Linked DNA regions of Homo sapiens: region 2 is linked to region 1. Evidence: chromatin contacts called from ENCODE Hi-C or POLR2A ChIA-PET data. All regions are on one chromosome and are shown on one strand. Each heading gives the region's core, a stretch centred on a gene start or an enhancer-like site at or near the end of the contact. The rest is flanking DNA. Distances are from core to core; before and after follow the strand shown. Region 1 holds the start of ALAS1 (5'-aminolevulinate synthase 1). Region 2 overlaps POC1A (POC1 centriolar protein A).

What was found. Hi-C counts contacts between places; a loop is a spot of excess contacts on that map. ChIA-PET counts read pairs that join two places held with the same protein, here RNA polymerase II (POLR2A).
Region 2: a map of endothelial cell of hepatic sinusoid shows a loop between it and region 1 (9-fold over the local background). The contact joins the enhancer-like site here to the promoter of ALAS1 in region 1. A Hi-C loop is called at or near these places in 1 of 168 maps with a recorded cell type or tissue (endothelial cell of hepatic sinusoid). POLR2A ChIA-PET finds 5 or more read pairs at or near these places in 1 of 52 experiments (PC-9).

Annotation. Positions count from the first base shown.
Region 1 is chr3:52,195,860-52,199,515 of GRCh38, forward strand. It overlaps ALAS1 (5'-aminolevulinate synthase 1), which reads left to right and starts at 2,301. Exons shown (of 12, transcript NM_000688.6): 1 at 2,301-2,396; 2 at 2,813-2,989; 3 at 3,351-3,581. The coding sequence starts at 3,383. RefSeq lists enhancers at 1,843-1,912, 1,923-2,142 and silencers at 2,283-2,352, 2,463-2,542.
Region 2 is chr3:52,106,967-52,110,683 of GRCh38, forward strand. All of the region lies in intron 9 of POC1A (POC1 centriolar protein A), which reads right to left. Among named protein-coding and RNA genes, the nearest start is that of LINC00696, 44 kb to the left of the region's middle. Within about 2 kb of position 1,640, at least 7 of the 41 ENCODE cell types and tissues checked have a DNase peak (open chromatin) inside an H3K27ac peak, as active enhancers do.

The sequences.
Region 1 (3,656 bases), core at 1,051-3,550:
GTCAGGTCCTGACCATACTCCCGTTGCCCAGCTATTTGGGCTGACTCACGCTGACCCCCCAACCGCCACCCCCACAGGGCTGAGCCTTTTCCATCCAAGGCTTCACCCACAGTCTCCCAGTCGCATGTAGATCCACCCTTCCAACCAGCACCCGCTTCTCTTCTGGAAGCCTTCCTCGTGGTTGGGATCCTCCTCTTTCAGCGCCTGTTGGAGTAATAGCCTCCTCCTCTTCCTCCATCTGGAGTTGCTTACAACACTCTATTTCACTTTCCATGTGAGTCGGCCTTGTTTCCCAATCTTTCTCTATATTAAACAGGAAACTCCCAGAGGGCTAGGGACTGGCTGGTTTAAACAATAAGCCTCTGAAATACAGGACTTCACCTGACCCTCCTGCCAGCCACAAGTGGCAGGGCGGGAGAGCTTTACAAATCAGGAAACCAAGCCTTGAAGAGGTTGTGGCCTGCCCAAGTCTATGGCCAAGTAAGATTCAGAGCTGGGTTTGAAACCCATGCCCAACTCCACTATCCAGTTCTTTCTGCTTTGGCTTTGGCTCTGATCACCCCCAAAAAAACCCTATGAGGGCCAGGCGCAGTGGCTCAAGCCTATAATCCCAGAACTTTGGGAAGCTGAGGGTGATCACTTGAGGTCAGGAGTTCAAGACCAGCCTGGCCATCATGGTGAAACCCCATCTCTACTAAAAATACAAAAATTAGCTGGGCGTGGTGGTGTAATCCCAGCTGCTCAGGAGGCTGAGGCAGAAGAATCGCTTGAACCTGGGAGGCAGAGGTTGCAGTGAGCCGAGATTGTGCCACTGCACTCCGGCCTGGGCAACAGAGGGAGACTCTGTCTCAAACAAACAAACAAAATAACAACAACAACAAAAACAACCTGTGAGGCAGGCATTTCAGGGATTATGATCCTATTGCCCAGATAAGGAAAGCAAGGCCCAAAGATGAGCAAAGCACTCAATATCATCCTTATTCTGTTCCCACTTCCAGCTGCACTTGGGTCCAAGTCCAAGTGCTGACCTTTTCTCTCTCATCTTCTCTGGGTGATGGGCACTGCCCAGGATCTCTTGGCTGAATGGCACAGAACTGGGTCTCGAGCTCTCAGACCAAAGCCCTCATCCTGGACTGGTCCCACTGCCACTCTGAACCCAGGTGCCTCCTCTGAAGGTGGAGACTCACCTCACCTGCCTTGCAGCCAGCTGGGTGCTCAGAGACAGAAATGCAAAGTACCTGGACACACCCTGGTCACCATCATTCTGGACTTTGTCCCTCTTGTTAATGCTCAGCTGGGAAAGGAATACCCTCAAAGGCCCTTTCCTCAAGAATGGAGGAGAGTACCTCTGAGCCTGGCACAGGCCCAGCCCAACACAGCCCAAGCCAAGCTGGGAAGGGTGTGGGGCAAGGAAGCCAGACTGACATTCCTGAGACGGGTTTGCCAAGCCCTACACTTTATGTGTTGTACCCGGGAAACTCAATGGAGGTATGGCCCAACGCTGACCTTTGGCATGGAGGCCTAAGCCACCCTGCTGGTGCCCAGGGTGGCCAGCAAGGGGCTTCAGACAACCCTGGATGGAAAATAAAAATAGTGGCTAATATTTGTTACACGCTAACTATTGTCAGGCCCTGTGCCTTCCCCTCCTCCCCAAGTGCTCAGAGCTGTGGAGTGGATGGGTTCCACCCTAGCCCTGTTCCTCTGTCCCCTCTGGATCATCTTAGACCAGAAAGTGCCACAGCTGAGTGTCCCGCTTCTTCCGCATCCTGCCAGGACCACTCCATTTGTGGGCGATATAGCCAGCTCCACCTCCTCCGGGAAGCCCTTGTTCACAGTTTCCAAAGCAAGCCGCAGGCGGGATGGATCCTGCTTAACACCCCGGCCCAGAACCCCTTGGATCTCCTTCTTCCTCCATGTCCAAGACACCCAGCTTAACAACCCTGTAGCCCCCAACTTGGCCCTAGCGGCACCTCGCCTCGACCTTGCCATTTTATACTCAATTGGGGCGTAGGGTTCTGAAGCCCAGGGTAGTTGGTGGGGAGGCAGCACGAGGGTGCAGGATGAGGTCGGGAAAAGAGACCTCGTCCGCCCACCGCCTAGCGCTTCCTCCTCCCTGCAGGCGAGCCGGGGAATCCCCGGCAGCACCGATATCCGCAGAGCCCAAGAAGTGGGCCTCTCTGCCCCGCCCCCCCGGCTCGCCGAGGGCTACGCGGCGCGCCTGCGCAGAAGAAGGCAGCGCCCAAGGCGCATGCGCAGCGGTCACTCCCGCTGTATATTAAGGCGCCGGCGATCGCGGCCTGAGGCTGCTCCCGGACAAGGGCAACGAGCGTTTCGTTTGGACTTCTCGACTTGAGTGCCCGCCTCCTTCGCCGCCGCCTCTGCAGTCCTCAGCGCAGGTGAGGGCCCGCGCGGTAGGTGCGGCGCCGGCCGAGGAAGCCCCGGGGTGTCCTGCCAGCCGTGGCACCGCTGCCCCGGGTGCTGGGACCCCATCCCCCACTGTCCCAGTCACCCGCCGCCTTGAGGTCAGCGTTTATCCTCCAGATCTTTTGCCTAGACGGCCGCCTCAGTTTCCCCCTTTCGGCCCCTTCCGGCTATTCCCGGTTGAACCCGCCGCTTTAGAATTCCCTTCTCATACCCCTCCCGTCATTCTCGAGACCTCGACCGCGGGTCACCTCTGACCCCCACTGCCGGAGGACTGCCTTCTTTCTCCAGACTCAACTCCCTCGACTTTATAAGCCCCTGCGCGTCCCCAGTGAGGCCCAAGGCGCTGGCCCTCATACCCCTACCCTCATTTGTGCCCCTCCTTTCTCAGTTATGCCCAGTTCTTCCCGCTGTGGGGACACGACCACGGAGGAATCCTTGCTTCAGGGACTCGGGACCCTGCTGGACCCCTTCCTCGGGTTTAGGGGATGTGGGGACCAGGAGAAAGTCAGGATCCCTAAGAGTCTTCCCTGCCTGGATGGATGAGTGGCTTCTTCTCCACCTAGATGTAAGCCAAGATGTCTTATCTGCACTGTGCATCTCCCTAAGAAACCTCTGGCCTCCCAAACCTGTTCTTGACCTTTCCCTCATCCTTCCGCCCCCTTGATTATGTACTGTCAGTATTCATTTGGTGAAGTTGCTTTGCAGGTGCCTTTGTGTAGCGCTGGAGAATGAAGAAGTTGGTGACCCGGGTAAAGTGTGGTCACCATTCCTTAGCTCACATCAGTGCTGTCCTTAGGCATTTTTGAGGGAGAAGTGTTAGTATTCCAGGGTACCCTTTATATAAACTGCGGTTGACACCTGAATCCAGTGAGCTTGCAGTGATATTTGCCTGATTATTAACAACTGTTGATGTCACTCTTCATCAGTCTTTCCACAGGAGCCAGCATACTTCCTGAACATGGAGAGTGTTGTTCGCCGCTGCCCATTCTTATCCCGAGTCCCCCAGGCCTTTCTGCAGAAAGCAGGCAAATCTCTGTTGTTCTATGCCCAAAACTGCCCCAAGATGATGGAAGTTGGGGCCAAGCCAGCCCCTCGGGCATTGTCCACTGCAGCAGTACACTACCAACAGATCAAAGAAACCCCTCCGGCCAGTGAGAGTAAGTGTCATTGACAATGAAGGAGCAGGTATGGGTGTTTGTGCTCATTGGTAGACTAGAAGCAGTCCCCACAGT
Region 2 (3,717 bases), core at 390-2,889, 90 kb before region 1:
TTATTTGGTGTCCGACATGCCCCCAGGAGGAAGAAGTTGATCTGAGAGGTCTATCTTACTGAAGTGACACACAGAGGTGAGGGAAGCCAGGAAGAAGAGAGCGAGATGAAGCAGGGAGGTGACGGCTAAGTAACTTCAAACCAGTAGAGGCAGTGAGGAAGCAGCAAGAACATGCCTTGGCATGTGCGGTTCCTTCCCTGGAAGGGTTCAGAGCGGGCTGGAAAACAACCCCAGCCTTTAGAAGCTGGAGCCCTCCAGGTCATCACACTTGTTACAGTGAGAAATGCACACAAGGGTGTGGGGCAGCAAGGTGGAGCCGGTTTTAGGAACACAGAGGGGGAGGACTGCATGGTGGAGGCTAGGAAGCCTCAGGAGGAAGCAGGTCCATCCTGGGCCAGGCCCACACTCCTGCTGAGTCTGTTCTGGAGTTCCTGGAGCAGATGCACCTCTGGAGCATCCTCAGAAACCACCACACAGGCAAGCAGGCAACCCGCCCTGCCCAACACCTGTGTGGGAGCATTCTCTCTCAACACACACCCGCTTCCTTGAGGGCGGCTCTGGTTCAGTTCAGCTCCACGTACACTCCCAAGGGCTCACTACGAGCTGGTGCTGAGTATCTTAGGGTTACCTACCCAATACCTGGAGACAAAAATGCCTACCCTCCCACAGCACATACCTGAACCGAGGTACCCTGGTAGGGAGATCAAGGATTCCGATAAAGCCCAAGTGCTGACTGTAGATTTCTTTTATATTAAACTGCTTTGAACTAATTTTAGAATTGGAGAAAAGTTGCAAAAAATAGTACAGAGAATTTCCATATATCCCTCTGCCAGTGTTAATGTCTTACACAACCATAGGACAATGATCAGACCAGGAAACTAACACTGTGACAATACCAATAACCAAAATAGGGACCCCATTTGAACTTTACCAGTTTTTCTACTAATGTGCTTAGATCCTGATGTTCCAGAATCCTACCGATGCATTTATTATGTATTTAGCCTCCTCCCATCTGTGTCAGTTCCTTAGTCCTCCCTTGTCTTTCATGACCTTGACACTTCTGAAGAATATTGATCAGTTATTTTATCAAATGTTCCCTGACTTGGGTTTTATCATTAGATTCAGGTTATAAATACTGGACACCACCAGAAAAGTGATGTGCACAGTAACACAGGGTTCACATGGAAGGGCTTATTACAGGGAATGTTGACCTTGATCAATGGTGACACTGACCTCTCTGCCAGGTTTCTACAATGCAAAGTTACTATCTTTCCTGTGTAGTTAATTTTTGGGGACTGTGGATTTTTGAAAGGGAATGTGTTGCTGTCATTACAAACTCTGTGTGTCAGCTCCACTTGCAGCTGCCCCACAGATGAGGCATCTAATGAAGACGAGCGGCAGAGCCGACATCTCTGGGAGACGCCACAGCTCTCAGTGACAAAGAGGAACAGTAGCGGTTTATTTATAGATCCACTTGAAGACAGCTCATTGTAACTACTGGAGTTGAATTTTTAAAACCTCGGAACAAAGGCTGGCTATTTTAAACTCTCCTTGCACTTAGTTCAATGGAGAGTGTTAGAGCCACCGACCACACCCCAGGCATCACTCCCAAGCTCCGTAATTCATACTTTGTGCAGCATCACAGGACACGAGCAAAGCCTGCCAAGATAGATAACCAGGACTGGCTCTACCCAACCCGCAAAAGCAGCAGCCCTCCACCAGAGCCCTCAGAACCACCAGAGCAGATCAGCCAGAGCCCTCCACCAGCAGCCCCACGATTCCCAGGGAGGAGTTGCAGAAGGCTGTGTCCCATGGGGTCAAACAGCCTCTCCTTTCCTGGAAAATGAAGTCGCAGACAGCTGTTATGAACCAAGGTTACATCACGTCTTCCCTTCCCTCCCCCTGCAGGCTTCAAAGACAGCCAGTGCCCCCCAGCGGATGCCTGGCCCAAGATAGCTGGCAGTAGCTAGCCCACCTGTGCCTGACCCACCTCCAGGAAGGAGCGAGGAGCTCACAGTACCAAACTCTCCTGGAGGACATCAGGAGTGTGGTGTGAGCCCAGACGCGCCCCCTTCCCCAAGCCCAAGACAGCTCCAGGCCAAAGCCCCCTCAGCTACTCCGCCTACCAGAACCATGGGTCGGGGAAGGGGGAGCAGAGAACATGGGTTTTCTCAAAGCTTTCCGCATCCTTATTTGAACAATGACACAATGTGGGAAAATGTGAATGTGGACTAGATATCTGATATGAAGGAACTATTAATTTCATTGGATGTGATAAGAGCACTGCTATTATATAACTAAGAAATGGCCTTATTTGGAGTAAAAAATGATATATCTGGGATTTTTAAAACCACTCAAACTCTTCTTTAAAATGTGGGGGAAACAGATGAAATGAGATTAGCAGAATGTTGAAGCTAGGTGAGTGGTACATGGGGTTTGTTACATTATTCTATCTTTTGTGCTAGCTTGAAATTTCCACAATACAAAGGTTTTTGTTTTGTTTTGTTTTGTTTAATTAAAACAAACAAACAAAAAAAAAAACCTTCCTGGTGACTGAAAGGAGCTGCGGAGCTGATCCAAGGCAAGTGGGACTCCAAGAGGAAGCTCAGCCACAGGATCACCTCCACTCTGGTGTCCTGGGATTTGCAAGCATAGGAGGCAGATGACTTTGTCTAAGTCCACGGAACGTTCTGACCAGCCTTTAGCACTGCCACAGAGAAAGCCCCTGATGGCAACGAGTACTCAGCGAATCCTGCAGCAATGTCCGGACCTTCAAAGAAACTAATTGTAAGATAATCTCCATGGAAACCATCTATTCTGATTTTTTTTCCATGGCAACCAATAAGAACATAAACACAAGCACTATCCAACACCCTTACACCACATGGCAATGCTGCTGTCCAATCTGGAAAATATAAACCACAAAGGGTTTTTTTCCATTTAAAATGAAAAGAAGTTCTGAAACTTCTAATCTAGGCATGCAGACTCTACCACCCTCTGTTGCCCTGCCACTGCCCACACCACCCCATGTCATCTGCCCCCCAAAACTGACAAATAAGGCCAGAAGGTAGCTTCCTTCTTTTAGTCTGAGACCATCAAAAATGCCAAAAGGAAAGACAGCCCGCCTCTAGCCTCACACACTCAACTTATGCTGCCCACAGACGTGAGAATGCTTTGACTTCCTGAGCATTTTTTATGTGTCAGACACATACTGAGCACCATGGCAAGAGCAAGGCCCCAGCCCTCCAGGGAGAAAAGTTAGGTCTGTAAATAACAGACAACAGGAGAGCGGGGCTGCTCCAGGTAGGAGAGTGCTCCAGGCAGGTGGAGCAGGAAGAACTCACCAGCTGCCAGCCTCCCAAGGAAGCCTGCATGGAGGAGGTGCCATCTGGAAAGAGACTATAAGGATGAGCGCAACAACACTAGGAGCAGTGAATGGTGGCCCCAAAAATCAGTCAGACTTAAGCGACAGGTTTATTTCTACCTGTGGCTCATTTATTTCATTTTCAGGTTTCTGAGCTTAAAAAAATAGAATGAAAACAAAAGAACAAAATAAAAGGGAAGAAAGATCCTTAAATGCCAAAGCCCTCGGTTCTTGTGCACCCTCTCTGCTTTGCAGCAAACAATTGTTACAAGACGATTCTTGTGGCCTCTGTGGGCTCTCCTGTGGAGAGGTGATGATGGGGCTTTAGATTGCCTGTCATCACTATTGGCAAA